Regions from separate parts of the Homo sapiens genome. Here regions 1, 2, 3, 4 and 5 are each linked to region 6. Evidence: chromatin loops called from intact Hi-C (ENCODE). Cell type or tissue: heart right ventricle. All regions are shown on one strand.

Region 1 (5,000 bases), 400 kb after region 6:
AGCACAGACAGAGAGATGGGGTCAGGGCAGGAAACGTGGGTAAAGGCCAGGGTCAGAACCTGGGCTGCAACCTTGGGCAGCTGGGAGTCAGCCAAAGATGGTAAGTGGGGCTGGGGTGATTAAATTCATACCCACCAAAGTCATTATTCCAGCAGAGGGAGAAGAAGGAGATGCTGGGAAAGAGGAGAGACCAGCCGGGAAGATGTAACAATAGCCCCATGGTAATAATGGGCCTCTGAGTTCTGAAACAGCCAACAGAGGAGAATGACAAGGAGGGGCAATGATGATCCAAGGAGGTGGCAGATCCTCAGGAAACACAGGGTAGGCTCATGGTGATAAAGTGTGCCAGGTGATGTGGACCTTAGAGGAGAAACGCCCAGGGCAGAGGGTGCTGACTTAGGGGCTACAGGACAGTGCCATGGACTGTTTGTCCCCCCAGAATCCATATGTTGAAACCTAACTCGTGGTGTGATGGTATTTGCAGATGGGATCTTTGAGAAGTAATTAGGTTTAAATGAGATCATGACAGTGGCAACCTGTGATGAGATGAGTGACCTGAGAGATCCCAGAGAGCTCTCTCATGCTTTTCCTGCCATATGAGGCCACAGTGAGAAGGTGCTGTCTATGAATGTGGAAGCAGGCTCTCACCAGGCACTAAACTGCTGGTGCCTTGGTCTGGAACTTCTCAGCCCCCAGAACTGTGAGAAACAAATCCTGTTCATCAAAGATGCTTCATGACATCATTTAGGGGAAAGAGTCAATCCTGTTTCTTAAAGAGGACTAAACAGTGTCCACCTGTTAATTCAGAAAGCCATGGCACTAGCAGTGCTGTAGCAATGGCCTGGGGCGTCTCTCGCCTCAGAGGCAATCCAGATCTGCTGGGGCTTTTTAAGGGAGCAAGTCCTGGCTCTGTGGGGCTCGCCTTGAGCTTAGTTCCTTAAAATTGCAAAGTCACCATGGAGTCAGATTAGAATGGAGCCCATGTCACATATTGAGGGAAATATTTTCATGCTTTTTCTCTCATTAAAAGCAATCTACTAAACTTGCAGGTGACTTTGTCTTTAAGCACACCACTCCTGTGAAGGAGAGACATGGTCTCTTCATTTTATACCCTGTTGGCAGCCCTGATAGGAGAGTCAATGATTTTTCCTCACTTAACCAGAACCACAGAGGGTTTTCTGATGTGTCTGTCGTATCCACCCAGCTAGGGTTCTCCTATATTGTGCTTATGAAATGGATTTCTGGAATCTAATTTTAGAATCTTCCATTTACTCCTGCAAGCTTCACCTTGTTGATCTCAGCTCAATTTACTATTTTTCACATTTATTTCCACTCATGATTTTGTTTTCTATTTCATATGCGCTTTTATATTTGTTACTAGAATGTTAGGTAAGTATGTCTTCCATGATGCCATTCAACCCATTGATTAAAATGTTGAAGAGAATAGGTTCAATGACAGAGCTCTGTGGCCATCCACTAGAGATCACCCCAGCTTGAGAAACAGTCAATGTTTAACATTCTTAGACATAATTCTGTTCTAACCAACTAGAGCCAAACTAAAAATCTAGTAGACCAGGAATAATTTGAAAGAGCCTCAGAAGGCTGGGCCTGCAAGCTCCCACCTCCATCCCAGTGTTTCCATTCCTGGCACTGAAGCCCCTGGGATCTCATCCTTAGGTTTCAGATCCACCGCCCTAGGCCAGCCGCTCACCCTGCTGATCCAGAGCTGGCTCCAAATCAGCGCAGCCCATGGGCCCAGCGCGCCAAAGTCCTGACCAGCCCCTGCCAGGCACAGCTTTCCAAAACAGGCGTTTTTGTCACTGTTGTTGCTTTTAATCTTGCTGTAAAGAGGCACATAATTTCTTGCCAGTTCCTACTGGCAGCCTCTTAGGAAAATCACTGTGTGTGTGTGTGTGTGTGTGTGTGTGTGTGTGTGTGTGTGTGTGTGTGTGTGTGTGTGTAAAGTGTGTGAAGACAGAAGGCCTAAATTCCCCCACTACCCAGGGCTCCTCCCATCCTTCTTTTCATAGCTAATTTCGTTAAGTGTTTAAACAATGTAAATCCGGCAGCCCTCCTTCATTAAAGCTGTGAGATTGAGGGCAGCTGCCGCCTAGCTATGGGCCCTCCCAGCCAGCCTCGGAGCCGAAGCGTCCACCAGCTTTCCCGAAATAGCGAAGCTCTTCCTTCCCTGCCTCCCCTGGAATGACCCCGGGGGAAGGATACTCCATTTCCTACGCCCAGATTACTTTATTTATGACCATCCAATGAGTCCATATTTGGAGAAAAAAATATCACCACCATGTGGAATGAAATCATGCAGCTGTAAATAACTGATGTAAGTGTTTAAATTAAAAGGAGCTCACGATAAGATTGTGTATGTATGGAACTAGGTATAGATGGGGAGTATGTGAACTGGACTCCATTCTGTGACAAGCAGGGTGACCCAGGACAGGACAAGTGGGGCTCTGACAACTTCAGGGGCCTTATGGCTGAGGAGCTGTTCAACATCATTCTTGGTCAGATTCTGCAAACCTGGATGAGGACAGCCAAGGAGTTCAGCTCCTTAAAAATACAAAGTCACCGCCGAATCACATTAGAATGGAGCCCATGCCACATATTGAAGGAAACATTTTCATGCTTTTTCTCCATTATCTACTTATTAAAAATAATTTATTAACCTTGCAGGTGACTTTGTCTTTAAGCACACCACTCCTGTCAAGGAGAGCCTTGTGGTCTCATTTTAGACCCTGTTGGCAGCCCTGGTAAAAGAGTCAATAATTTTTCCTCATAGGTACACATAAACACATTCTAGAGAAGTCTTGTGAAAACCTAATCAAATTTGCAACACATCAGCATGTTTAGTATTTAAGATACTTTGTACAGTGAAGAATCACCTTATAAACCAATAATTATCCTGTGATCCTGCAATATTGCTTAAAATGAAACCTGCCTACCTGGGTTTCAAAGCTTATATTTCCAGAACAGTTTAGACTTCACAATGAAGATCACTCCTTCTAAAACATGACCCTTCCAGGGCAAGCCATTCTCACTCCACCATGAAGCACTTATGCCTGAAATCCAAATGGAGAGTAAGAGTCAGTGAAAGTCACTCTCCTTCTGTTGGAAATGGAAATTACTCCAGAGATACTAGATTTTGGTTCCACCATTGGCTGAGGCTCAACAATTGCCAGCTGGATGATGAACCAATGCTTGGGAGTCAGGAGATGGTATATTCACAACTGACCAAAGCCTGGCTTCTTTTCTTTTCTCTTGAATGCATGTCAGTGGCCTCCCTGGGCTCGCCGTCTATGCCACCCTGCAGGGGCACATGTGCGTTGCAGGCTCTCAGTCAATATTTTATGATAACAATAGCCATCATTGTGAGGATCCCCCAACAGCACTGGGTGTTTTATGACACAACCAAAAACTAGGCACTAATGCAAATTTTAACTGGTAATTGGGAAGTGTGTTAAGATGTTTTTATGATCAATTTGTAGATCAATATTCTAAGTATATTTGGAAAAATACATTATCCATTTGTGCAATACAAATACGTGACATGGTTTGAATCCTCTACTCCCTTATTGGTTGTTGTCCACGTGATTTCTTGCAACACAAGTTTGTTAACATTACTACAACAACAGTGCTTCCCTTATTTTCTTTTGTATTGCTAAAACTTTTGTTAATTACATTTGATGCTTTTTTTTAATCACCATAGAAGTGTGCAAAATTGTCATTCTTTCATTGTGGATTTTTTCTTTTAGCTGTTTTGGCCTTGAGTTCCACCTTGTCTCCTGTTCATATTCACACTCCTGTCTCTTTTTGTTGGGATTCATTCACTATATCATTGCCCATTGCCTTATTTTTAATATTTTTGGATTAACTGGGTACACTAACGCAGTATTTAGATTTTACTCTTAACCAAATGTGAGTCTGTGATTCAAAATAAGAGTTCATCCTGATCATTTTATTAACATGATTTATATGCTTAATTTTATTTCTGCTATTTTGTTTTATGGTCATTTTTAATACACCTTTTATATTGAGGTTACTTTTTTAACCTGACTTTTCCCTTGTGATTTGGAACTCACATCTACTATTTTCATTCTGTTAGTAATGACATTTAATAAGTATGCACTGGAATCTACTTTCTCTAATTTTCATTATCAAAAATAGGCCTGGCATAGTGGCTCACACTTGCAATCCCAGTGCTTTGGGAGGCTGAGGTAGGAGGATCACTTGAGCCCAGGAGTTCAAAGTTACAGTAAGCTGTGATTGCACCACTGCACTTCAGTTTGGGCAACAGAGCAAGACCCCTCTTCAGGAAAAAAAAAAAAAAAGACAATATAAATTGATCCTTCTCTGTGTGATATGAGGAATATACTCCACTTTTACATCTTGTCTTCTGGCCATTCAATTCCCAATTTTTAGTGATACAGTAGGTTATTTGAACTAGATAACTATTACTTAGTTAATATTTTTAACCATGTGTCCTCTTTTGGAAATTATTTTTGGCATTCTTGTTGTGTTTTAATGTCCCATTGAGAATTACATTAATTTTGTTCTATAGTTTATGTTTGTTTGGGGGGAAGAGGTTATTTGTTTATTTTTATTAGTATTTTATATCATGAATTCTCCATTTTTGGATTTGATATTTTGATTCCTCACTCAGTTGGCTTAAAAATGACTCACTAAGATGTTTCTTGTTTGCATTTTTTTGTGGCTGTTGTCTGTCCAGACCCTCACATGGGGTCTGAACTTCTCAAGTTCACAAGAGAACGCAGCTTTTCTGCACTGGGATCTCAATGTCTGCATGGCAGCTAGGGGAGCCAAAATGGGAGAATGCAGGACAGACACTTCAATTTAAATTTCAGATAAACATGAAATAACGCTTCTGGTATAAGAATGCCCCCAATATTGCCTGGGCATCCTGCATTTTATCTGGAAACCCCATGTGGGTCACCATACTTTTCTTGGTCACATTTCTGCAACTGATGATC
Region 2 (5,000 bases), 640 kb after region 6:
ACACTAAAACGTTTTCCAGGAATATGTGCCAAATGTGACACTTTAGCAAGATGGGAGACTTCTGCAGACCGCCAGAAAGGGTTTCTGCTTAGACTTTAAATCCTTCCTCTAGATGTTGGATTTTACTATAAACCCATTTTTAACATCTTTTCCATTTCTAGAATTCCCTAACCCTGTCATGCTGTGGTTGTTTTTTGTTCATCTTTCCACATGTTTCTGAAGAGGAATAAGTCATAGAATATTTACTGATTATATATAAGCCACAGAATATGTACACAATGTGAGCATAATAAAATTAACCATTCAAATGTGCAATAAATGATTCAGTTCCAATCATCCCAGCTACATAGTCATGTAGAAAATAATATCTTAATATTTCTTCCATTCTATGTGCCAAATTAAATGAAATTGGCCAAAATATTGTACTTGTTATGGTTGTCATGCTATGTTGTCATACATGTTATGGTTGTCATACATGTTATGGTTTGTTTCATTAAAACCAAAAAGGTTTTAATGAAACAAAACAGCTAAAAGTAGAATGATGGTATGTATTCTCTAACCCAGTCCTTGAAAACATCTGCATCAAGGTGCCAAACTGGTTTTCCAGTCTTGTGGGTCACAGTCCTCATCACAATTTAATCATAGCCACATTCATGATGGGTGGCATTTACGGAGTGTGAGGAGCTTTGTCGGGTGCCTGTCAGATGGGGCTTTCCTCAACAGCCCTGCAGAGTGGGTCTTAGTGGGCCCTCTTTGCACTGATAGAACCTGAAGAGCAGAGAGTTCTGTCTTTCACTTCAAGAAGCCGACTCACGGATCCTGGCCAGGAGCCCTGTTAAAACAATACCCAAACTTTTTGAGATAATTTGTTAATGGAGGAAGTACCTACAGTTCCAACCCAGTCTTCAGTACTTGGGCAGGCTTGCCTCTCAAGAATTCATTTCGTTATTTATTCATTCAACAAATATGTGCTAGGCACCTGCTGCATGCCAGATACTGCTCCAAGCACTTGGGGCACATCAATAAACAAAGCATGCTTGGCCTTGTGGAGCTCGCATTCTAGAAGGAAAAGCAGTCAGCACTAGATAATAAATAAGCAAATCCAATAGGATGCTGGGGGATAAGTGCTGCAGCGTAAGTAACAGCACAGCACCAGGGGGTGGGGAGACAGAGTGCGACATGAAGGAGGGTCGAGACAGACCTTGGGGAGAAAAGGACATCTGGGCAAAAGCTGAGAAGAGAAGAGTGTCTGCGGAGGAGTGTTCCAGACAGAAGTACCCAGCAGTGTGAATGTTCTCAGCAGGTGTGTGCCCAGTGTCCCAGAGGAATAGCAAGGAGAGCACTGGGGACAGACTGGAAAAGGCTCAAACACAAAAGGTCAGAGACATACAGGGCCAGAAGGCAGAGGGTTTTGGCCATCAGTGAGCTGAGGGGCATTGTGGGATTTTGAGCGATGGAGGGTGAGGAGCTCCCTGCTGGTTTGATGGCCACTGTGCTCGCTCTCTTGACAATAGCCTATAACAGGCCAAGGACTGAAGCGGTGAGAGCCATTGAGAAATTTTTGCAATAACCCTTAGGAATGAGGTGGCAGAGTCTTGGACCAGGTGACAGCAGAGGAAGAGGTAGGTGGTTGGATTCTGGACCTTTTTTGAAGGTAGAGACAGCTGAATTTCCTGATAATGCTGAATATTTGATCAGATATCATAACCATACTTCTTTTAACAGAACATATTCTGGGAAATCAATTTGCTGTGGAAATTACTTTCTTGAGTTGGTCTGTTGAGGATGTTTCCATGAGAACCCAGGCCTGCTAGAGCAGGGACTGTAAGTTCAGGTTTTCAGAGTTTAGCAAGTTCTTGTCAAATGTCAACTTGACCCTATCATCCATTACCCATCCAAGACTCATGAAGGAGTTCCCTTACACAGTGTTGAAAATCAGCTGGGATTTCAGACAGGGCTGACATTAGCAGATGCTCAAATTGTCACCCAAGGAGTTTGAAAATCTGGAAGCATTATTCTGCTAGGTCCAGGAATCAAAGTTGGTGCACGGACTAGGACCCTCAGACCAGCAGGGATGCTGAAGCAAGAATGTAACGTTGAAGACAGGGCCACAGGAACTGCAGCTAGTCCTAGGACTGAGGGGGATCACTTCTGCCAAGGCCTGCCCCCCGACTTCCCAGACAGGGTGCTGTGCCCTGGAATAAGAGAGCTCATAACCACCTTCTCCCAGCCGCCGGGTCTTCCCATTAGGTCTCGGCCCTCGCTTGCTCTCTTCTTACTTCCAAACACACAAAAATACTGTGAGGGTTTGCAGCTGATGAAGTCCCAAAGGAGCAATCCAGGGCTTTGCACATTTTCCTGTAAAGGGCCAGACAGTAAATATTCTAGGCTCTGCGGCCACACGGTGTCTGCGGCGGCTTCTCAACTCAAAGCAGCAGAGACAACACTGAACAAATGAGCACTCATGTGTCCAACAAAACTTCATTTACAAACCCTGAAATTTGAATTTTATGTGAGTTTTACCTTCCACAAAATATTATTTTCTTTTTTTTTTTCAGTCATTCAAAAATGTTAAAACCATTCTTACCTTGCTGGCCAAACAAAACCAGGCAATGGCCAATGTGAGCCCTGAACTAAACCGCGTGTTTTGAAAGGGCTCTGGTGCAGCCAGGCCGACTTGGAGCCCCTAGGTCATGCAAAACGCAGTGCTCTTTCTGCTGTGGCCTTGGCTTAGTAGTGACTCCAGTAAGTCCAGTGTGTGAAGCCTGGTCACCGCTAACTCACAAAGGTGCAGCACAGGTCACCAGGCAACTCTGTTTCATGACACTTTACTGCCATCTGCTGGACAATTGTTGCAATACAATTACATACAGATTGCGCCGACCGTGAATTTGAAGAGTCCCGTTGTAGTTTTGTGATGCATCATTTGTTCAATTTAAGCAGTGGCCCTGGGTTGGGGAAATATAGAAGGAAGAAGCAACTAATTCACAGGAGTCCCAGAAGTCATCATGCAAATGACACAAAGATCCCATCACTTTCTAGTTTGGGGAGGGGGCGGGCGCAAGGGGAAGGAAGGAGGGAAGAAAGACATCTTCCAACTGTTATTATCTAGTCTCTGCAGGCTTAGATTGGTGCTCTGCCTACATTGGAGGTGTTCTGCAAACCGGAGTCTTCCTCGCCAGAGTCCCATAAACGTGCCTCAGTCAGATGCTGGAGAGACAGAGAAGGGAAGAGTCCATCAGAGCCTCCTGATTCGAGCATCACACAGCAACCCTTCTGAGCTCGGTGGTCCACACAGCGCAGGGTTCTATGAACTCCTGAGGAGAGCCAGGAGTGCTGCTAAGCTTTCCCAGGTATGCGTGACCATGTGTGCCTTCATCTGTGTGTGACTTGGGCCAGCACCTGCCCTCCTCCTTCCTTGGTTTATCTGCCCCCTCAATGGGGATAACACTCCTAGACGTTGCTGCCTCATAGAGACAGTGTGACCGTGGAACGAACACCCTTTGCACAGCATAATCAGGATCAGCAGTCCTGAAGCTGCAAGGCTGGAGAGAGAACAGGAGGTGAAAGAAAAGGGTGAGTTAGACCACAATTGGGTGCAGTCAAGAAGCCACAGCACGCAAGAGATTGCCTGTGATGGGGCTCCAGGATTCCAGGCCTGGCAACAGACCCCCAGGTTTCAAAATGAAAAACGAAAAGAGCTAGAGACCAAGACCAAGGGATATGTTCAAAGACTATGAGGTCCACTGTCTCTGATTTAAAACCAAAACGTTTGCCATTTGCTCTAGGGAATCAGGGAAGAAAGATACAGGGTGATCTGTTTGGCCCCGCCCCCAGGCTTCTGGACATTTCCAGGACTCTAGGCAAAGGCAGAAGCCAAGTCAAGAGTTCCACAGCAAAACAGGTGTGCCCAGGACCGGGGAAGTCTCAGGAAGCCCATAGTACATATCAGCTGGAACTTGGGGGGCCCGGGACTCAAAGTGCCCTGTGTCTGGCCTGGGGGGACCTGGGGCGGGCGACATGATGTGCAAACCTCAGACCCAACTCTAGTAACACAAAGCTGTCCCAGGGAAAAGCGAGCAGATTCCAGTGTTGTGACAGCTCAGGCTCAGGACGAAGACGCCTGCGTGGGTACAATGGGTCCTCTGGGGGTGCAGTAGAGGTCTTTGTGGGGGAGGGCAGTGCATGGGGGTCTGGTGGCCCCTTCACCTCCTTCTAGAACCCTTGGGAAAGAGACACTGCATGGGAAAGGCTGAGTGTCATGACTCACCCAACCCCTTGTCCAACATGAAGTGACCAAGCCCTTGATCAGCTTTAAAAACTAGTTTACGGCTGGGCACAGTGGCTCACGCCTGTAGTGTCCGCACTTTGGGAGGCCAATGCGGAAGGATCGCTTGAGCCCAGGAGTTCAAGAACAGCCTGGGTAACACAGGGAGACTCTGTCTCCACAAAAAATTAAAAAAATTAGCCAGGCATACTGACACGTGCTTGTGGTCCCAGCTACTCAGGAGGCTGAGGCAGAAGGATCTCTGGAGCCCAGGAGTTCGAGGCTGCAATGAGCTAGCTATGATGGCACCACTGCACTCCAGCCTGGGAGACAGAGTCTTGCTCTGTCTCAAAAGAATAAAAATACAAACTAGTTTCCGTCTCCTCAGCCACACACCATGATTAAACTTCAGCACTAACACTTTCATGCAGGACAGTGGTTGACATGCTTTAAGACTGCCTCCTTAGTGCACAGAGGACAATGGCACAACACCATGGCCAACCAAGCCCAGGCCAAGGTGGGATTCCACTCTCACCCGGATCTGGAAGGCAGAGTACCCCTGGTCACTGGCCAGCGCTGTTTAGAACTATCCAGGGGGCTCAAGGACTCATGGGCTCTCTTCCTCCCTTCCCTTCTCCCAGCTCCCATCTCCCTCCACACTTTTCCTGCTCACAGCCCCGGGGAGTCAGGTCCACAGGGCTCTGCCCTGTGGTAAGCCTTGCTGTCCTAGGAA
Region 3 (5,000 bases), 550 kb before region 6:
TGTATGGAATTGATGTTCATTCTTCCTAAGTTGGATAATAAAGTTATCTGGGCCTGGAGGTTTCTGTGTGGGAAGGTTTTAAAGTACAAGTTTAATGTAAAAAATAGACATAAGACTAATTCAGATTATCTGTTTACTCTTAAGTGCCGATAGTGTCTTTCAAGGAATTTGTCTATTATATTTAATTTGTCATATATATTGGTCTTAAGTTTATCATAATATGCTCTTAATTTTCTTTTTAACATCTGTAGAATCTATAGTGATAGATATCACAATTCCCATTTCTGATTTTAGTAATTTGAGTCTTTTCTCTTTTTTGGGGGGATCAACCTGACCAGGAGTTTATCAATTTTATTGATCTTCTAAAAACAAACAAAAAACTCCAGCTTTTAATTTCATTGATTTGTCCCTTTTGTTTTTCTCCTTTCTATTCCACTGATTTATGATATGATCTTCCTTTCTCTCTCTCTTTCTCTTCCTTTCCTGCTGTAATCTTTCTTTCTCTCTCTTTCTTTTCCTTTCGTGCTCTGATCTTTCTTTCTCTCTTTCTCTCTCCTTTTCCCTTTCCCTTTCCTTTCTTCTTTCTTTCTCTCTCTTTCTTTTCCTTTCGTGCTCTGATCTTTCTTTCTCTCTTTCTCTCTCCTTTTCCCTTTCCCTTTCCTTTCTTCTTTCTTTCTTGAGACAGAGTCTCTGTCACCCAGGCTGGAGTGCAGTGGTGCGATCTCTGCTCACTGCAACTTCCACGTCTCGGGCTTTAGCTACTCTCCTGCCTCAGCCTCCCGAGTAGCTGGGATTATAGGTGCACGCCCCCACGCCCAGCTAAATTTCGTATTTTTAGTAGAGACGGGGTTTCACCATGTTGGCCAGGGTGGTCTCAAACTTCTGACCTCAAATAGTCTGCCCATCTCGGCCTCCCAAAGTGCTGGGATTACAGGCTTGAGCCACTGCACCTGGCCTATGCTCTGAATTTTCTTGTTTCCTTTCTTCTTACTTTGGGTTTAATTCGCTCTTAAGGCGGAAGCTGAGATTTGAGATCCCTCTTCCTTTCTAACCTAGTGTAGTGCTATCATTTTCCCTCTAAGTATTGCTTTAGCCAAATCCCACCCATTTTGACAGGTTGTGTCCTGGCACTTCGTCCACTGATTGCATTTTCTCTTCATTATGGGTAATTTTTTTCTCCCTCACTTCATGCATGGTCATTTCTTACTGGGTGGTAGACATTGCCACTTTTTTCTTGTTGTGTGCTGGATGTCTTTGTTTTCCTGTGTGTATTTTCAGGCTTTGTTCTGGGGTACGGTTAAGTTACTTTGTAACAGTCTGATGCTTTCCGGTCCTGCCTTTGACGTTTCTCAGATGGGGATAGAGCTGCGTTTAGTAATAACTGCTCCCACCCCTGAAGCAGGGCTGTCCCGTGCCTCCTGAGTGGTGAGCCTGCAGTCTGGCTGATGGGGGAGGCGCTGTTCCCGCCCTGTGCAAACACAGGCGGATCTTCCCTCCAGCCCCACGGGGATCTTTCTGGGCCTCTGGCAGCTTCCTCGCCTGCACGTGCTGAGCCGCCCTGCTGCACCCTGGCCGCAGCCTTTGTGGATCACTGGAGTTGTGTCTGTGCAGCCCCCTCTTCCTCCAGGGACGCCGTGCCTGCCCTGAGGACTCGGCTTAGTCCCTCAACTCGTGAGGGTGAGCTCATGGGGTCAAGCCCTGTCCGGGTTCCCGCACCTCCTGTGCTGTGGCCCGGAAACTGTCTGGGTAGTAGGATCACTGTCCTCTGCATCTGGTGTGCTGGGTTTTGAAAACGGTTGTTTCTATAGTTTTGTTGGTTTCCTCCTGCTTCTTTCAGGTGGGAGGATAACTCTGGTCCCGGTTATCCATTTTGGCCATTCAACCTCATGGCAATCTAACAGGTAGCGGCTGTTCTTCCCCCCACGTGACACAGGAGAAATCTTCCGCAGGCTGTTTTCAGTGACTTCCCAGGGCAGCCCTCTGGGAGGCGGCGGTGTCGGATGGAGTCGGCTTCGCTCAGAGCGCTCCGGTTCTGGGCTCCCGCGCGGCGTCCGCCAGGGGGCAGCAGAGGCCCGGGATAGTTTGCACAACGCCCGGCTTTGCACTCGTGGCTTCGTTCTCGGGATCCGTGTTTTCGCTCCCATCCTTTCACTGCTTTTGTCTCCACTCCTGGTGACTGCTTAGCTCTAGGCTTGGTTGCCGCACAACTTTGCGTCTTGGACGCAGGGCCGAGACGCGTCTGGATGCTTTGTGACGAGTCAGCCAAGAGCAGCAGTCACGGGGCTCCTGAGATCCGGTATGTTTGCTCCGGACTCGCCTCCTCCGTCTTGGCTCCGCCCGCCCCTTAGTTTGGCTTTGTTCTCAAGCTGGTGTCCCTCGTGGTTCCAACCTCACACATCACACCCTCCGGAACGAGAGAGAGACTCTTTCCAAAGTCATCAAGGAGGAATACTGGCTTCGCTGGGTGGACCCACCTTGGGACACACGCCGTATCCTCCCCCCAAACCCAAGAGCGGCTGATTGCTGCAGCAAGGCTTGGTTTGGGCTGGGATCCCTGATCATTCTTGAATCAATGTTGTTTGCGCTAAGGAGATGAGATTCTGCTAATTAGCCCAAACTAGTGTGACTTACCCCTGCAGCTGGGGTGGGGGCCAAACCCCTCAAATCACACCCACTCCACATTAGGGAAGGAGTGGAATGCTAGTGAGCCTTCCCACAGTGTTCAGGACGTTGTCAAAGACAGAAGCGCCCAGAGGCCAGCGAGTGTCAGGGCAGAACGCTCAGGCCATGCGCGCTGACGAGCACTCGGTGTGCGACCAGGTGGCCAAACGCTCACTGCACAGGCTCCGCCCTTTGAAGAGAGGCAGCCCGTGGGTGCGCAGGCTTGGCAAGCTCTGCTTTGCGAAGGAAGGATGGCGGGAGCTGGATCCGACACATTTGTAGACAGCCTAGCTCATCTGCTCTCTTAAAATGAATCAATCATCCACCAGGCGTTGTGTGAGGACTGCATATGTGCCAGCAGGACTTCAAAAAATGTCCTGTTTACTAGGGAGAGAAACAAGAAAACCAATAAATGCAGTATAGCATCAGACATTCTGAGAGAAAGAAATGTATATGGAACTGAGGTTGCTGAAAGGGAGACCACACTTTCCCTAGCCCGGGGAGGCTAAGAAATGCAGTCAAGAGGAGGATGTTCCCAGAACGTGAGGCACAGGGAGGAGAATGAAGTGGGTGTGGGAAAGGGGCGTTCCCGCGTCCTAGGGAAATAGGTGCAAAGACACAGGCAAGTTAGAAAGCCTGTCACTTTGGGGGCAGCCTTTCTTTCCTTTTTAAGCAACTCAGGATTTTTACGTTGGTTGAAGTTACTTGATGATTTCAAATCAGTGCTGACGTTATGCTTAAAAGAAATAAAAGGTCAAAGAAAGAGTATGGTAGGAGTAATTCAGGTGGTTACTTTGAACAGTTTCTATAGACAAGAACTCCGCAGCCACTTTGACGCACACCGCAAGCCCCAGCTACGCTCAGGTGCAGGCAGCGCAGAGTCCTCCGCCAGGGGAGCCACCTGGTGGGGGCCAACCGCAAACCGTGTGTGGTGTGGAAAAGCTCCAATTCCTTTGCTCTCCAGCCTAACTCATACTCACTGGATAGGGTATAAAAAGGTCTGTAAAAGACCTTCACAAACTAAAATCTGGTTATAGCTGCAATCTGGCTTGGCAATTCATGGATCGCTGGCTCCCCGTCCCTCTGCACTCACAATGACTGCAGGGTGGGACAGTTTCTCTGCTTTTTGAAAAAGGAAATCTGCTTTCCTAGATCTTGATGGAATATACAAAAATGGTTTAGTGCCATAAGCTCCTTCTCTAAGCAGGCAGCTCAGGGAGCTGATGCCAATTGGTTACTCTTGTAGAAATTTCGTGAACTACAGTAAACCATTCGCTAAGCCTTTCTGACATCTGGAGCAGCCTCCTTCCTGCCACTGCCTTTTCTCTTGGCAGGAACACAGACCCTAGAGGGACAAAGGGTGGCAGAAGTCACCAGAAGCTGTAACATACTGCAGCTGCACGGAGACCTGTGCCTGTTCATACTCCTCAACTCTCGGCTCCTGGTGGGCTTGTCTTTGTACCCCATGGAGCCCACCCAGCTTTCAGCCAGTGCCAATGTGCATTTTAAATCAAACTTTAATGGATTTAAGATGCATATATTCTCTTTCTCTATACTCATGGCATCAGGATCTCAAAGACTACTCAATAATTTTTCATTTACTCATTCATTTATGCAAAAAGTATTTTTAGACCCTGTGCTGGGTACAATAGTGTACAAAGCCAGATAGAATTGCTGTGTTCATAGGGCTTGGCATCAAGCAGGAAGATCAATACACAGGGTGCAAGGGACATGAAGCCCGGTCACAAAAGCCTTCCTGGAGAAATGGGCGCCCAGCTTGAAGGCAGGAAGGCAGGGCCTTGGCCAGAGGCAGGGGGAGTCTGGAGTGAGTAGAGATCTGCAGGGGTTGTGTGTGGAGGAGCCAGGCCAGCCTTGAGAGCCTGTGGTGCTCTTGAGCCTGTCAGCTGTAGCTGGGGCTGGGAGGCTTTGGTCAGGGTTCGTGGGAAAGCAGAAGTGCTCCAGCTATTTCAAGTAGAGAGAGATTTAATATGGAGAGCCAGGGCCTTCTCAACCATGGGAGGGAGTTGGGGAGCAGAGATCAGGAAGACTGCCTCACGACATCGAGAACAGAAATGGAAAGGAAGTCATCACCGGCAACCCCAGCAGCCTGCAGTGCCCAAGCAGGTTGCTCTCAGGGGAACACCTGGAACTCCGAGAGCTGTGTGCTCCTGGAGGCCAGCCACCTGCAGTGCCCGTGGGGGCTTCTTAGAGGAAGCCCTGGGAGGCCAGAGAGAGAGTGCTGCTGATGGCTGTGGCTGCAGGACGGAGAAAGACACTCCCTCTGACACCCTAGAATGTGAGCTACGCACGGGCTGAATCTAATCTGGCCTCCGGCAGGG
Region 4 (5,000 bases), 550 kb before region 6:
ACACACACACACATACACACACACACACGGGGAGGGTCACAGCAGACAATGGCACCTGGCCCAGCGGGGTCCCCTGGATGGGAAGGCAAGTGCAGTGTGTCAATCACTTAGAGGGGCAAAGGCGGGCTAGAGGGAAAGCCCCCAATTCCTGAAGATGGTGGGGCTGGACAGGAGAGACCTTCATCCCTGTCACTTTCCTCTAAGCTCCATACCAAGTGGAAGTCACGAAGGTTAGGGTCTTGTTGCTCACCCATAAAACGAAGTATGGTGATGACAGTGATGGGACTAAGTCACACTCATGTTAAGTTGTCCAGTACCTGCGACACAGACACTGCAAGAACAGTCCCTCTAGGTGTTAGAGACAGCAGCCTCTGTCCCAAGGCATCTGTGAGAGTTGGAAGTGGTGCTTGGTAGATGGCATTGTGTGGATGGGTACTGGGGGGAGTCACATCTGCGGGTTGGTCCCTGTGCAGCACACAGAGAACGATGTCTGCGTGGACCTCACTTGATGGCTGTGACAGCCTCAGCTCACTTGGCTTCCCACACAGGAGACCTGCAAGGCCACTCACAAAAGGCGATTGATTTAGTGGCTCAGGGCGCTGGGATGGAAGGGCCTGGGGAGTCCTTCAGTGACGACCCTTCTCTCTGCGTGGCCTCAGGCCCCAGCCTCCCCACTTCTCCCAGTTCTAGCAACTGACACTCATCTCTTCTCCCCAACCCTCTTTTCTCTTTCTAATCTGTGAAAGAAAAAGTAGTCCCCACTTCCCTGGGGCTTTACCTTTAGAATTCCAAATTGTTTTACCACAACTTGGCTCTGGTAAATTCCAAGTTTTGACTTTTCTCTCTGTTGTTTAATATTTGAATTTCAAGACCCAGCTTGGAAGTTGAAGAACTGAATATTGAGGATTTTATTCCCTTGTGTTCCTGCTACATAACTCCTGATTCTCCTTCTTGCAGAACAGGCTAGAGGGTGAGTCACTGTCTCAGTCAGCTTGAGTTGCTGTAACAAATACACCCTAGGCTGGGAAGCTTAAACAGCAGACATTTACTTCTCAGAGTTCTGGAGCTGGGAAGTCCAGGATCAAGGCACTGGGAGATGTGGTATGTAGGGGGCCCTTTTCAGGTTTGGGATGGCACCTTGCTGTGGTCTCACATAAGGGAGAGCAGGGAGGTAGGGAGCAAGCTAGCTCAGGTCTCTCTCTCTCTTTTTTTTTTTTTTTTTTTTTTTTGAGACAAGAATCTTGCTCTGTCACCCAGGCTGGAATGCAGTGGTGTGATCTTGGTTCACTGCAACCTCTGCCTCCTGGGTTCAAGTGATTCTTCTGCTTCAGCCTCCCGACTAGCTGGGACTACAGGCTTGTGCCACCACGCCCGGCTAATTTTTGTATATTTAGTAGAGATGTGGTTTCACCATGTTAGCCAGGATGGTCTTGATCTCCTGACCTCCTGATCCACCTGCCTTGGCCCCACAAAGTGCTGGGATTACAGGCGTGAGCCACCACACCTGGCCCTCAGGTCTCTTATAGGAGCACTAATCCCATCATGAGAGCTCCAGGCACATGACCTCATCACCTCCTGGAGTCCTCACCTCCAAATACCATCACATCGTGGTTAGGCTTCAACATGCCTACTCCAGGAGGATGCAAACATTCAGCCCATAGCAGTCATGTACCTGAGGTTGTGATGAAATAAATACACAAAATAACATTTCTATCTATCACCATCCTCCTCCTTTTTGACTGTTAGCTGGGCTGGCCAGCACCTCGAGGATGGTGGGTTTGCTGGCATCTTCCGGCAGACAATGGGGGCCCTGATGATGGGCTAAGAGACCCAGTGGCCCTCACTCTGTCTCTTAAGCCCTTGACCCTGTGGCCTTTAGTGAAGCTCAGTGCAGTTATCAGGACCCCATGACTCATTTGCTCTCCAATTCTTCCTAAGGATGTTTACAGACCAACTTACACCAGCAATAGCTTTTAAAAACCCTCATGAAGAATTCCCACAGTCTACCCATAACCTCTGCCGCAGAGTTCGTAATGTCCCAGACCCCCGTCCTCAGCCATGCAATCACTAGCGTCTTTATATGTAAAGAGAAGATAGTAAAACCTTGCCCTGCTGAATTCATGGGATTCTTTTAAGAGCCCAGCAGTGGTAGATGGGAAGTTCTTTGTAAACGGAACCATGCTGGGACCACTTGCCCTTTTATTCAGGGTCCTGACTTTTCCTTCCTGGCCCTGCGGTCCCCCTGCAGTGCACTCTCCTGACCCTAGGTGGCAGCAGCACCTCGGCTCCCCTCAAGGGAGGCCTGCTGCGGATGGAGGCTAAGGTCAGGATGCAGCCTAATTAGCTGAACAGTTTGCAGCCCTGCTCAGCAAAGAAACCCCTGGGGTGCGGGAAGAGAGTGACTCACATTCTTGTTTCCTTGATAAAGGAGAATGTTTTGAGAGTCATTCTAGCGTTGCAGTCTGGGGTCACACCATCCAGACACTTGGCTTCTCTTCCTTCCCCAGCATCCCTCAAGACCTTTTTTTTTTTTTTTAAATCCTCACTCCCCCCAACCCCCCTCAAATGCACCAATAGGCTCAGTCAGAACAAGGGCTCAAGAGTCTGCCCGAATAAAGACTCTTCTGTGTCCACAGGCTCAATGTGAGCATCCCTGTCCACACCCGGGCCTGGCCAGACCCAAGGGCTTTCTTACAAGATGTGTGAAACGTCAGCATTGAAAGGGCTGGGCAGAGCATCTAGTCTAATGGGAATTTGACAGGGGTAAACTGTGCCTGAGAACCCAAAAGAGGCAGGGAGGGAATGAGCATTTCCTGATCACCTGCAGCGTGCAAGCCCTGTGTGAGGTGTCGGTATACCTGCTCACTCTTCTAGAACAGCCGTAGGATGGGGTAGGTGAGGGAGGTGGGTTTCAAATGGAAAAAATGGCTGCACAAGAGAACACAAGTAGCTTCAAGATGAGAGTAGCTCAGTTCATTCATGGATTTATTTTTCCTGCAAATGTTCACCCTGGTGTGTTTCAGTGCCCAGGCCTGGGGACATCCCAGCTGACCCCTGCAGCTGGGGGCTCTAGTCAGGCCCACTGTCATGCCTCTGGTGGCTCAAGGGTGCACCTGGTCCCGTAATGCCTCCCAGGTCGGCCACACCTCTCAGAAGATACCATTCCTCACCTTCCTCGTGTGCTGGTTCCTCTCCTTCTGACTTTGGTTCTTCAGCCTCAGCTTATCTCTTCCTCCCCAGAGCTGGTGCTGACTTGAGCCCCCATGGCCTTGCCTTGGAAAATATGACAATGACTGTAAATGTTTGGCCGCAGAACTGTTCTTTCACGGGGCCACAAAAGAACGTGTGGCCTCCTGATAATGCCCACGGCTGGTGCAGGCTTGGGGAAGGAGGCCTCTTGCAGAACCAACCCTATAGATGCTGTAGCACCACTGACCCCTTGCACATACATATGCTGCTGACTAGCTCTTGGCCTGAGAAACTTCATTCATTAACATCTTTCCCAGGGCACCTGTGTCCCCTTGGAATCTGGTTTATCTCCAGACAGAAAAACACATGGTTCCTGTTTTCCTCAGGCAGCTCCTGGTTCCATACTGGTCATTGCATGGAAGGTTGAACAGGAGGATTGCCTAATTCTGTGCATCTGAATGAGAGCACAGGCCCATCCAGGAGGTCTGCCGCAAATGCAAAGTGCTTGTCACATTACAGGCAATCAGTGAAAGGAAGCTGCCTCATGGTGTCAGCATGGGTTGCATGTCTTATAAATATACATTGGATCTCTCGCAACAAAGGCTCTGTAGAGTTTGAAGGGACGTGGGAGGGATCTAGTTTTGACTTCTGATGGTGGAACATCGGGCATCAACGTGACAAGGCACTTTGGGCAAGGGGGCTTGTTCTCTTCATCTCTGTGAGAGATAATTGCCATCTTTGGTGTTCATCATTCATTTGTCCACTTAATTCTGCTGGCTGAACCTGGAATGACACCACACGCTGGAGACAGCTTGATGAACAGAACAAGACATGGCTCCCAACCTTGCCCTTTGTTGTCTGATGGAGAGCAGGGAAGCAAAGAAGGGAATAGGAGGCTGAGAGGTGAGGCTGGGCCATGTAAGGCCTTCTGGGCTATGTGAAGGATTTGCATCTTTAGCTCAAAAGCAATGTGAAGTGTTTGAAGGGATTTTAGGAGGCGAGTAATACAATCAGGTTTGCATTTCACTATTAAGTAGATGAGTTGGATGGAGGCTTCCAGATCTGGAGGCCTGGAGAATATTGGTCCAGGCAAGGATGGTGGCACACAGGAATAAGGCAGTGAGGGTGGAGATGGAAAGAGTGAACAGATTTGAGAGATGTTTAAGAAGCTAAAAGTGTAACCTGCTCCCGCCAGAGTATCTGTTCAACCAATGGCAAAATCAACTCAATGGATTACATACTGGTCCTGGGATCCTGTGTTTCAACCTCCTTGTTGTACAAGAGATAGTTTGTAGGTCTGAGGGCAAAGGAACTTCTGGGGGCCCACAGCAAGTGAGATGCAGAGCCAGGGCCGAGACTGGTGTAAACGCATGGGAACCACACTGGGGACTCACAACAAAGCCCAGTGCTGGATGAGGTCCTCTCTAGGCCTCTCCCTAGGGATACCTGGGTCCTCTCCTTTCCTCTCCCTGGAGCAAGCCCCATTACCCCATCAGGGAGAGGAAAGGATAGGATCCAGGTCTCCAGCCTCCAGAGACATCTGCTTACCAGGGGACCCGGGGAGTGAGGAAGAGTATAGGAGCAAGCATGGAGTGGGGCCTCTGCTCAGGCCCTGTCCCTTCTTTCATGGCGCCTACAGCACATCTTTCAGCAAAGGATGCGACAGGCAGCAGGGTGGGGAATCTGAGAACAACCAGGCATTTGATGCCTCTGGGGGCAGGGCAGATAATGAGATGCAGGCATGAGCCCAGGGGGCTGTTTGCGGTCCAGTCTGCCCTCCTTCTTGGCACTGAGGCCAGACTTAAAGGTCA
Region 5 (5,000 bases), 390 kb after region 6:
TGTACTTGCTGTTTAAAATTTGTCTTTTCTGGAGAGCTACAGTGTACCCTCCCTGATCTGACACAGACAAATTCATATTCCATTTCACACATGGGAAGGCTGAGCCCATCGTGAACATCACATGACTAACTTACTGTGCACTCAAACCAAAACAAAAGTCATCTGGACACAGTCCCGAGGTTTTCCCTGAGTCAAGGGTCCCTTCAAAGACCCACGGTCAATGCACTCCTCACCTGGTCACCTCAATGTGTGTGTGGGAACAGAGCAGCCCCTGTGAAGTCGTGGCCATCCCCAGGCTTCCAGGCCCCTGTGAAGTCGTGACCATGCATTCATTCATTCATTCGCCAACATCATTTATTGAACTTCTACTGAGGACAAGGAGACAAAAGACGCAATCTCTGCCCTCAAGAAGTTCAGTGTCTAATGGAGACAGGGGACAAGTAAAAAGACTAAAGACTATGCAATTTCATTTATGCAAGTCCAAAAGTTCACAAGCCAGATGGATGCTGCCAGGAGTCAATGGTTCCCCATGGGGGATTAGCGCCTGGGAGGGGGATGCAGGGGACTCCTTGGGGACTAGGAATGTTGTGATGTATCCACATCAAACCTCCTTTAGGTTCTCGTAAAGGTCCAGCCCACTCCCCTCTCTGGGAACATCCTGCCCCATTGGTTGGAATATTTTCCCCATCTGGTGAACCTGATTCTTCCTTTCTCCTTCAAGGGAACAGATCTCCCAAACCAGCCTTCTAGAAGGTCTTCTGACCCTCCAGTTTGGGTGAGGCCTCTCCTCCTTGCTCATGTAGCACTTGGACCTGACTTATCTTCATGGTCACAGTCCTCATTCCACTAACAGGCCTCTGTTGTCTGCTTGCACCAGCAAATAACCTTCTGGCTAGTAATCTTTCACACATATTCCCCAGTGGATGACTGACCTGAATCTTGAGTATAAGGTGGCAGGTAAGGAATGAGACAGTATCCTAAGCAAATATCACTGATGTTCAGAGAAACAAGATGCAGCCTTGAATCATGGAGAAATTGAGCTCAGTCCCTTAGGACGGGAGGTTAGGGTTGGAAGGGAGGGGCTGGGGAGGAACTGGGTGCATTGGTAAAGGACTTGGCTCTCCTCATGCTGAAAGGCAACAGAGAATCTCTCACATTAAGTTTTAGTGTGTCTTCCACTTCTTGATTTTGTGGTGGTTATTTTATTGGCTAAGCAGTAACATGATTTGATTTGCATTTTAGCAATTATCTACTGGAGGATGTTGCTGAGTGCAAAGGCAGAGAGAGAAGTGAAAGGCCTGTCAGTCATTCAGGGGGTGAAGGATGAGGACCTGAAATAAGCCACGGAGGTAAGAAAGAAGAGAGGGCCACTTTTGCCCCACCATTGCTAGGTCGGGCCTGCTGTCTGCTTGTTGTCTTACATAATTCACAATTACTTTCACTTCTAAAGTGTCCCTATTTGATAGTAAATTATGGGGTCATTCTATTCTCAGTGATATTTAAGATGCAGGATCGCCAGGAATTCATAGTAGTTGGTGAAATGAGATGGGGAAGGAGGGTTCAACAAAGAGGTACAGGTACTGGCAACTGAGTCCCCATCCGGGTGGACAGGGGAGGAGGAAGCAGCAGTTCAGTAGGGCTGGGGAAGGGTGTGAGGGAAGTGATTTTCCAGCCCTCCTGAATTCATGTGCTCAGGTTGCCATGATGAGTGTCACAGACTGGGAGGCTTAAACTGCAGAAATGGCAGTTTCCTCAGGCTGGAGGCCAGAAGTCTGAGATGGAGGTGTGGCAGGGCTGGTTTCTCCTGAGCCTCTCTCCTGGGCTTATAGATGTCTGCATTCTCCCTGCGTCTTCACATGGTCTCACCCCAGTGTGCATCTCGGTCCTCATCTCCTCTTCTTATGTGGACACTGTATATTGGATTAGGGCCCACCCTAGTGGCCTCCTTTTAACTTAATTATCTAATCTAAGGCCCTATCTCCAAATACAGCTACATTCTGAGATGCTGGGGGCTAGGGCTTCCATGTAGGAATTGTGGGGTGCAGGGGACCCAGTTCAGCCCAGAGCCCCCTCTCATGCTGTCATAGTCCCCACCCTGCCCCAGCCTCTATCTAAACCCTGAGCCCCTGCCTCAGGTCTTTGTGGCCCCTGCCTCCTTACCATGGCCAGCTGGGTGGGGAGGGTCCACTCAGATCAGTGACCTCACAAAGGTCCAGGGTCACCTCCCAGCCATTCTCCCCGCCTGCCACTTCCTGATGGTCCCTGGAGGAAGTCTCGGTGCCTGTCAGGCCCTCTCAGGTCATGAGGAAGTTCTCTGATCCCTTCTCCCACAAACACAGCCCCCTTCCGGCATGAAGTAGCCATCAACTCTCACAGCCACCACTGTGAACGTCCCTGGCTGAGGCCTGTCTGCGAGTGCCCCATGGACTCTTCTACTCCCTCCCCTCCCCTGCTTGCTAGGTCTTCACTCCTCCGTGTTTGGGGAGGAAGGGAGGAAGGGTGAGGGCCACCAAGATCCCGCTTGACGAGTCCCACCGTCTGCCGATGCTGCTTCTCTCTGGGGTCACGTGAGGTGATTTGTGAGCACCCCAGAGAACCCCGACTAGGGGAACCCTCTCCCTGGCCCCTGGACTACCTCAGGGCTTTGGCAGCCACTGACACAGACACCCTTTGCCAGGGCACCCCTGCCCTTGCCCTTTGCCTCCTGGGCAAAGTCACTGAAGCCTTGTGTCTCCAGGCTGGGCTCCTTACGGCAGAGGGGACACACTCATGCCCTTTGTTCTGACAACGTCCAGAACTCCAGGCCATGGCTGAGGCAACCAGGTGTGGACCTGACTTCAGAACCACAGGCCGTAGAAGATTCAGAGTCAAGACCACCAATTAATCTACTGGAAGTCCATCCCTGGTTTGAGGAAGACGCAAACATGATGAGGGAGGGGAGATGCAACTGCTCACCAGTGTTTTCCGAATCTACATGATCTCTGTTCGCCTTTTAACTCACTACTGCTGTGAGGGGAGTCTGCCATCTCTCTGGGATATGAAGGGCAGACAGCTCCCTGGGTAACATCCTGTTCCACATTCTAGGCCCTTCCCTGGTGCACACACCTGTGGGACTCAGGCTCAGTTCTCCACCCCCGTCTCCAGACCAACCCCAGCTGCAGAAACGGCTACAGTTTGAATGTGTCCCCTCCAGAATGCAGGTGCTGCCAATGTGCTAGTATTAGGAAGTGAGCTCCTTCCGAGGTGACTAGGGGGTTGTAATGCCCATTTTACAGATACAGAAACCAAGGCTCCCATTGACACACACCCACAGAACTGGTTAGTGATGGAGACAGGGCTTGAACTGAGATGTCTGACTCTGTGGAACAGGGGTTGGCAAACTCTGGCCTGAAGGTCCCATGTGCTTACTGCCTGTTGTGTAAATTAAGTTTTGCTGGGACATGCGTATTCGTTTGTGTGTTGCCTGTGCCAATTTGCACATTGCACCAGCAGCATTGAGTAGTTACATGCCGACTGCCTTACCAAATGTACCTGGGGCTATGTGTTCCCCTGAAGATGGGTGGGAGGGATAAAAAGATTTGTATAAAAATAGAAAGATCATGCCTGTAATCCCAGCACTTTGGGAGGCTGAGGCAGGTGGATCATGAAGTCAGGAGTTCAAGACCAACCTGACCAACATGGTGAAACCCTGTCTCTACTAAAAATACAAAAATTAACCAGGTGCAGTGGCGTGCACCTGTAATCCCAGCTACTCACCAGGCTGAGGCAAGAGAATCGCTTGGACCCAGGAGGCAGAGGTTGTAGTGAGCCGAGATTGCACCACTGCACCCCAGCCTGGTGACACAGCGAGACTCCGTCTCAAAAAAAAAAAAAAAAAAAATAGCGGGTCTGTTCCAAGATGGCCAAATAAAAACAGCTCCGGTCTGCAGCTCCCAGCATGACTGACACAGAAGATGGGTGATTTCTGCATTTCCAACTGATGTACCTGGTTCATCTCACTGGGACTGGTCAGAAAGTGGGTGCAGCCCACGAAGGGTGAGCCAAAGCAGGGCAGGGCATTGCTTCACCTGGGAAGCGCAAGAGGTCGGGGGATTTCCGTTTCCTAGCCAAGGGAAGCCCTGACAGACTGTACCGGGAAAATGGGCATACTGCCACCTAAACGTTATGCTTCTCCAATGGTCTTAGCAAACGGCACACCAGGAGATTATATCCCACGTCTGGCTCAGTGGGTCCCACACCCACGGAGTCTTGCTCACTGCTAGTCCAAGATCGAACTTCCAGGCAGCAAGCCTGGCTAGGGGAGGGGCGCCCACCATTGCTGAGGCTTGAGTAGGTAAACAAAGCAGCCAGGAAGCTAAAACTGGGTGGAGCCCACAGCAGCGCAAGGAGGCCTGCCTGCCTCTGTACACTCCACCTCTGGGGGCAGGGCATAGCTGAACAAAAGGCAGCAGAAAATTCTGCAGACTTAAATGTCCCTGAGAGCTCTAAAGAGAGCAGTGGTTCTCCCAGCAGTGTTTGAGCTCTGAGAATGGACAGACTGCCTCCTCAAGTGAGTCCCTGACCCCCATGTAGCCTAACTTGGAGATACCTCCCAGTAGGGGCTGACTGACACCTCATACAGCCAGGTGCCCCTCTGAGACAAAGCTCCCAGAGGAAGGATCAGGCAGCAATTTTTGCTGTTCTGCAATGTTTGCTGTTCTGCAGCCTCCACTGGTGATACCCAGGCAAACAGGGTCTGGAGTGGACGTCCAGCAAACTCCAACAGACCTGCAGCTGAGGGACCTGTTAGAAGGAAAACTAACAAACAGAAAGGAGTAGTATCAACATCAACAAAAACGACATCCAGACCAAAACCCCATCTGTAGGTCACCATCATCAAAGACCAAAGGTAGATAAAACCACAAAGATGGGGAGAAACCAGAGCATAAAAGCTGAAAATTCTAAAAACCAGAGTGCCCCTTCTCCTCCAAAGGATTGCAGCTCCTTGCCAGCAATGGAAC
Region 6 (5,000 bases):
TTGGGATCATCCCATCCCAGCCATTCACTAAACTAGGAAGCTGAGGCCAGAAAGCAGGACAGAGCAGACTCCCCATACCCAACCTCCTGCTCCCCAGCACTCCTCCACCTCAAGGACACATCTAGGCCTCAGCCATCACTGCAGTATAGTTTCCAGTGCAATGAAAATGCTACATCTTCTCTCTCCTTAAAAATATATAGTAGTAAATAATATGTCTTATATATTTAAAATACTCATTATCTCCTATAGGATCCTTGTCCTACATACCATACACATCACACACATATTCAGGCACAGCCTGAGGAGGTGGGTGTTCAGCTGTATTAAAAACAAAAGTTGTAAGAAAGAATAATAGTGTGAAATCAGTGCAGGACTATTTATGATTAATATCAGGAAGCCCTTGTTAAGAATGCCATGTATTCTTAGACTAAAATACCCTCTGCAGGGACATGGGGAAACCCCATGACTTGAGACACTTCTGCTGGGACAAGGCATGGCTAAGCACAAGAGAGGAACAAAGCACCCGCCGCCTCAGGGGACCATCAGAGACAAAGCTTGAGTCCCAGGCTCCTTTCTGAGTCAGGAGTGCATAGAGTGGTTGTTTGAGAACTGAGTGTGCCTCTGTGTGCAGTCGTGGGACCTCAGTGTCCAGCCTGCCCAGCAGAACAACAGGCTTAGAGACCAGGAGAGGCAATGACAGGTGTTCTGTCAAAACCGCCCAGCAGGGCAGCAAGACGCTAGTGCAATTACTGGGCTGCACATCAGGGAAATGTGGTGGACTTAGTGTCTCTGGATTTCTGTAAGGCATGTGACAAGGTGACACGAGGAAGCTTTTTGATCAATTTAAAGACAATAGGTTAAGATCTTCATGGGCTCCTCATAAAAGCCTTGGTAGTTTGTCAAGCAATCTTTCACAAAGGGGAAAGGGGCTGTGCAGCCTCTTTACCGGAATATGAAGCTGGATTTCGGTATTTTAACAGCACTAGGACATACGAAGGCTGCCTGTCAAACTCACTAATTAGATGGATCTGGAAGCCATTACAGATATATTGGATATTTAAAAACATCACCATCCCAAATGATTAACATAAATGAGAATTATGGACGTGGTAAGCCAGGATGAACTTTAGTGCAGAAACTGAAGATACACCCTTAGACTGAACAGCAATAATAGCAGCTGTCTGGCACTCGTTAGGAATTAAATGTTCGCTGGATGGATTCAGGGATGGGATTACTTAGTAGAACATATGAAAATGAATAAAAATTGAACCTAAACTCAGAGCGCATGAGAAGTGTGAAGATTCTGGCACATCGACTGCTGTGACCTCTGCCTGTGTGTCTGAAGGCCAGCGGTTAGAGTCCCGCAGGCGACGTCCCGTCCTGTGCAGTGGGCAGACCCTACCTGCAGGCTCAGGTGTACTCCTGGGCACCACAGTGGAGAAGGGACTCTGTAGATGGTTTGTGTCCTAACGTGAGTCATCTGAATGGTGACGCTACATCATACCACAATGATTGGAGGGCCCGGGGAGGTTTGGGCAGAGCAGAAGAACTGGGGTTAGGTGGTGCTAATGCTGTGTTGAAATGCTTTAAGTGCTGTCATGAGAAGCTAAGCCCTTTGCAGGCGAGACCTGGAGGGCAGAGGTAGGACAAATGGAGTGAGCGACAAAGGGCTCAACATAAGGAAGCTGTTTCTAATGGTCAGCGTTGACAGCAATGCAGTGGACTGCTTGTGAGCTCCCCATCACGCAAGTGTGCAGGCAGAGAGGCTGAACCGCTGCTTTCTGCGATGGCAGAAGGCGATATCACGTGGGCGTGCGGTCAGCAGGGCGCGTGCTCCCCCTCCTGTGGTGGAGCCTGGAGGCAGCCGCCCGCCGGCCGTGGCCGGTCCAGCAGAGGGCGCGCTCCGAGCCGCGCGGGCAGCGGGTGATGCAGGCAGGGGAAGCGCGGGCCAGGCAGGAAGCATACAGCGCAGGCCGCGCAAGGGCAGAGACGTCCTCACCTGGCCACCGCAGCCGCGCAGACCCCGCAGGTAGCCGCGGCGGAGCTGAGCGAAGGACATGGCGGTGCCCACGGGTGCCGGGGCCGCGCCGGAGTGCACTGGACCAGCCGGCCCCGCGCACCCTCCCCTTCTCCATGCAGTCCCCCAGGGGCGTGCAGCATCACCGCCCCGGGTTCTCACCTTCCCCTCCGCCTCTGGGGCTTTCCCTTGCACCTTTCTGGCGGGCCGCTCCTGGCCTGCCTGCCTCTCCCACGCTGGGCCTGCGCACACCCGCTCATCCTCGACCTAGGATGGAGAGATGGGCACACAGGCAGGGGCCCGAGGGCCTTTCTCGCCCTGCCCTGGGGAATCCGCCCTCAGGAATGGGCCGCGCGGGGCTCCGTGTGCATCTGTTGGTGTGTGATGAAGGGAAGCCCAACCTGCCCTGGTTACGAAAAACATATATTTTAGTGCCAAATCTCTCTGGTTTCCTGAGTGGCTTTTCACCTTCACACGTCATAGAGCGAACACTGCTCTACAGGGTTTTGTGGAGGGAGGGATGGCGCTGTTAGACTCAAATGCCTACTTCCCCTGGGGTTAGCAAATTCAGTAATCTTGGGCGATCTCCCCACAGTAGAAAAAGGTTAAAAAGTGGAAAAAAGAAAAAGACCACCACACTTGACCTTCCAGGGCCAAATCTCCGGTCTCTCAGTCACACCAGGCAGCCAACCTTTCACAGAGATACCGGGACATTGCTTGGGCACACTTCAGCTTTATGAAACAAGGACATTCCCCTCTATCCTCCTGCTAAAGTCCGCCCCGCCCCTCAGCCCCCTCACTTCTGCCACCGCCATATCCCCGCTAGACAGCTTCCGCTGACAAGCCAGCCTAGGGCCACCCTGCTTCGGAAGCGTGTGGGCCCTCCAGGCTTCCATCTGCGGACTGCACATCACAGGGAGGGAGTGTTCCGCACCAGGCAGGGTGAGTCCACAGTGGCTGCACCTGGGGCCAGAGGCCGAATGGGAGGGTGGAGTGCTTACGGTGCGCACCTTCTCCTGGTCAGGGGGCGGGGAGCCGGCTGATGCTGCCCCCGCGTCCCCAGCCACCTTTTGGCTTTCTGAGATGGTTAATTTTAGGTGTCAACGTGACTGCGGTGAGGATGCCCAGATGGCTGGTAAAACATTATTTGTGAGTGTGTCTGTAAGGGCGTTTCTGGAAGAGATGAGCATTTGAATCAGTGGACTGAGTAAGAAGGTCCACCCTCACCAATGTAGGTGGCACTGGTCAACCTGTTGGGGGCCCAGAGAGAACAATGGGGCAGAGGAAAGGTGAATTGTCTCTCTCTTCTGGAGCTAGGACATCCACCTTCTCCTGCCCTCAGACATCAGAGCTCCTGGTTCTGAGGCCTTTGGATTCTGGGACTTACACCAGTCCCCTTCCTCCCTGGATTTTAGGCCTTTGGACTGGCCTGGACCTGCTTCCAGCTTGTAGATGGCGTGGCCTGGAATTTCTCAGCATCCATAATTGAGTGAGCCAATTCTCACAACAGCTCTCCTCATCCAACTATATCTGTATATCCTATCGTTTCTGTTTCTGTGGAGAAATCTGGCTTGCTCTCTCTCCCTCTCTCTCTCTCTCCCTCCCCCCGCCACCTCCTTCCCTCCCTCCCCCTCTTTAATATAAAACCACGTGGATTACTCTTCCAAAGTCACTCTGATTATTTGGGCCATATGATCTTTTCAGTGGATAAACTGTCTGTTTATGATTGAAAGAGGCCACAATTCACAGGACTTTGCTTGTTACAAACTCACTTTATTTCATTTTTCTAGGCAGCCAGCAGCCCCAGATGAGCAGCAACACAACTCTTATTTGTACCTGGCTGAGCAGCACGGCCGCATATGCTTTGCCATTCCACTTCCCAATGGCAGAGCCATGTAAACTGGAGCCTGGACCAGGGGAGGGGAGATGCAGTCAGTGAGAGGGATCCAGGACAGGCCTCCAAAGCCAGCTGCCTGCCAGCAGGGTGGGGACACCCATGAAAATCCAAACTGCCCGCACGGCTTCCATCATAACAAGCTATCCCTGATTGTAACACTTGATTCTTGGAGGGAAAAAGAGCAAACAAATCACCCAGCTGCAAAACTATACTTTTAAACAAATTGTCAAGTAGACAGTTTGGAAGATTTCTGCCAACCATTCACTGGAAAAATGAGAAGAAAGCTGATGGGCCCCAGATTTTTTTTTTAATAGCAGAGTGTTCTTGTATGTGTTTGTGTTATGAAAATTTAGCCAAGCTAGGTAGGTTCACAGAGAAGGCTGCCACTCTGCTTCCCTGTCCCAGGTTGACACCTTTACTGTCTTTTCCTGTTTCTAGGCTTTATCTAATTACCATATTGCCAGCTGGTTGACTGAAACTATTATTAACATTGAAGTGATAGCAACCAAATATCAGCCAGGATGCTAAGCTTAACCCTGCCAGTTGCTTAGAGATCCAAAATGTTGGCGTGGGAATTAGCTTGTGATAATGAAAAACACAAAGTTGATATGTAACCAAAGCATCAATTGTTAATGAGCTCTGAGATGTCCCATGCTCCCATGGAAAGGATTGGCATATTCCCTTTTTCTGCAGTGGCCAAGTGCAAGCCAGAAGGTTGCTCGCCGTGCAAGGACTTAGGTCCAGGAGAGCTACTCACCTTGAGGACGCACTGCCCACTGGATGAACTATGCATGTTGTTCTGGTTCAGAGGCAGATAAGGGGACAATGGGAAAGGCTGAAAGGACAGCAGAGATAGAAACAGAAGATTCTGTTAACAACCATCCATGAGGGTTCAGGGGCTAATGGTCTTTGTGACCACTACCTAGGGTGGCAATATCTAGCAATCAGTGCTTTCTTTTTAATATTGTTTTTGCAGTTGCAAGAAATAGACACTGGGTGCTTTTTGACTAAACTATTTCAAAAGGTGTAGAAATCTCGGTGCCTTGCTGGGCCTGGAGGGACTGCCCCTCCCAGGCTGGCCAGTCC

The links. A loop is a pair of places that touch in the nucleus more often than their neighbours do. Peaks named below come from ENCODE experiments on the same cell type or tissue, not always from the same donor. Only the 100,000 strongest peaks of a DNase experiment are listed, where the experiment ranks them.
Region 1: it touches region 6 in a loop (3-fold over the local background); 16 of 110 quality-filtered maps call a loop at or near these places.
Region 2: it touches region 6 in a loop (5-fold over the local background); 70 of 110 quality-filtered maps call a loop at or near these places.
Region 3: a loop joins it to region 6, with 5 times the contacts of the local background. A loop is called at or near these places in 40 of 110 quality-filtered maps.
Region 4: it touches region 6 in a loop (4-fold over the local background); 39 of 110 quality-filtered maps call a loop at or near these places.
Region 5: it touches region 6 in a loop (4-fold over the local background); 14 of 110 quality-filtered maps call a loop at or near these places.

The regions. Positions count from the first base shown.
Region 1 is chr10:43,907,614-43,912,613 of GRCh38, reverse strand. It overlaps LINC02659 (long intergenic non-protein coding RNA 2659), which reads left to right and starts at 245. Exons shown (of 3, transcript NR_184145.1): 1 at 245-321. It overlaps LINC00841 (long intergenic non-protein coding RNA 841), which reads right to left and starts at 3,318. Exons shown (of 5, transcript NR_136147.1): 1 at 3,245-3,318; 2 at 2,955-3,071. In heart right ventricle, a CTCF peak has its summit at 2,129; DNase peaks (open chromatin) are centred at 1,929 and 2,139; H3K27ac peaks cover 3,688 bases.
Region 2 is chr10:43,669,666-43,674,665 of GRCh38, reverse strand. ZNF32-AS3 (ZNF32 antisense RNA 3) reads right to left here. Exons shown (of 5, transcript NR_038867.1): 2 at 3,145-3,545; 3 at 2,588-2,948; 4 at 2,221-2,358; 5 at 1-832. Among named protein-coding and RNA genes, the nearest start is that of ZNF32, 23 kb to the right of the region's middle. RefSeq lists an enhancer at 3,275-3,444. In heart right ventricle, a CTCF peak has its summit at 2,842 (motif pointing left); DNase peaks (open chromatin) are centred at 2,185 and 2,785; H3K27ac peaks cover 1,071 bases; H3K27me3 peaks cover 1,000 bases.
Region 3 is chr10:44,862,067-44,867,066 of GRCh38, reverse strand. All of the region lies in intron 2 of TMEM72-AS1 (TMEM72 antisense RNA 1), which reads left to right. Among named protein-coding and RNA genes, the nearest start is that of TMEM72, 47 kb to the left of the region's middle. In heart right ventricle, CTCF peaks have their summits at 1,846 and 2,050 (motif pointing right); DNase peaks (open chromatin) are centred at 1,576, 2,066 and 2,786; H3K4me3 peaks cover 1,494 bases; H3K27ac peaks cover 1,535 bases; H3K27me3 peaks cover 1,715 bases.
Region 4 is chr10:44,855,206-44,860,205 of GRCh38, reverse strand. The region is part of intron 2 of TMEM72-AS1 (TMEM72 antisense RNA 1); the gene reads left to right. Among named protein-coding and RNA genes, the nearest start is that of TMEM72, 54 kb to the left of the region's middle. In heart right ventricle, CTCF peaks have their summits at 2,046 and 2,261 (motif pointing right); a DNase peak (open chromatin) is centred at 2,295.
Region 5 is chr10:43,919,788-43,924,787 of GRCh38, reverse strand. All of the region lies in intron 2 of LINC00841 (long intergenic non-protein coding RNA 841), which reads right to left. Among named protein-coding and RNA genes, the nearest start is that of LINC02659, 9.9 kb to the right of the region's middle. In heart right ventricle, a CTCF peak has its summit at 1,941; no DNase peak of the experiment used is centred here.
Region 6 is chr10:44,308,079-44,313,078 of GRCh38, reverse strand. All of the region lies in intron 1 of LOC124902544 (a long non-coding RNA gene), which reads left to right. Among named protein-coding and RNA genes, the nearest start is that of LINC02881, 18 kb to the right of the region's middle. RefSeq lists enhancers at 313-482, 1,762-2,264 and silencers at 1,851-2,180, 3,025-3,194. In heart right ventricle, a CTCF peak has its summit at 1,882 (motif pointing right); a DNase peak (open chromatin) is centred at 1,888; H3K4me3 peaks cover 939 bases; H3K27ac peaks cover 730 bases.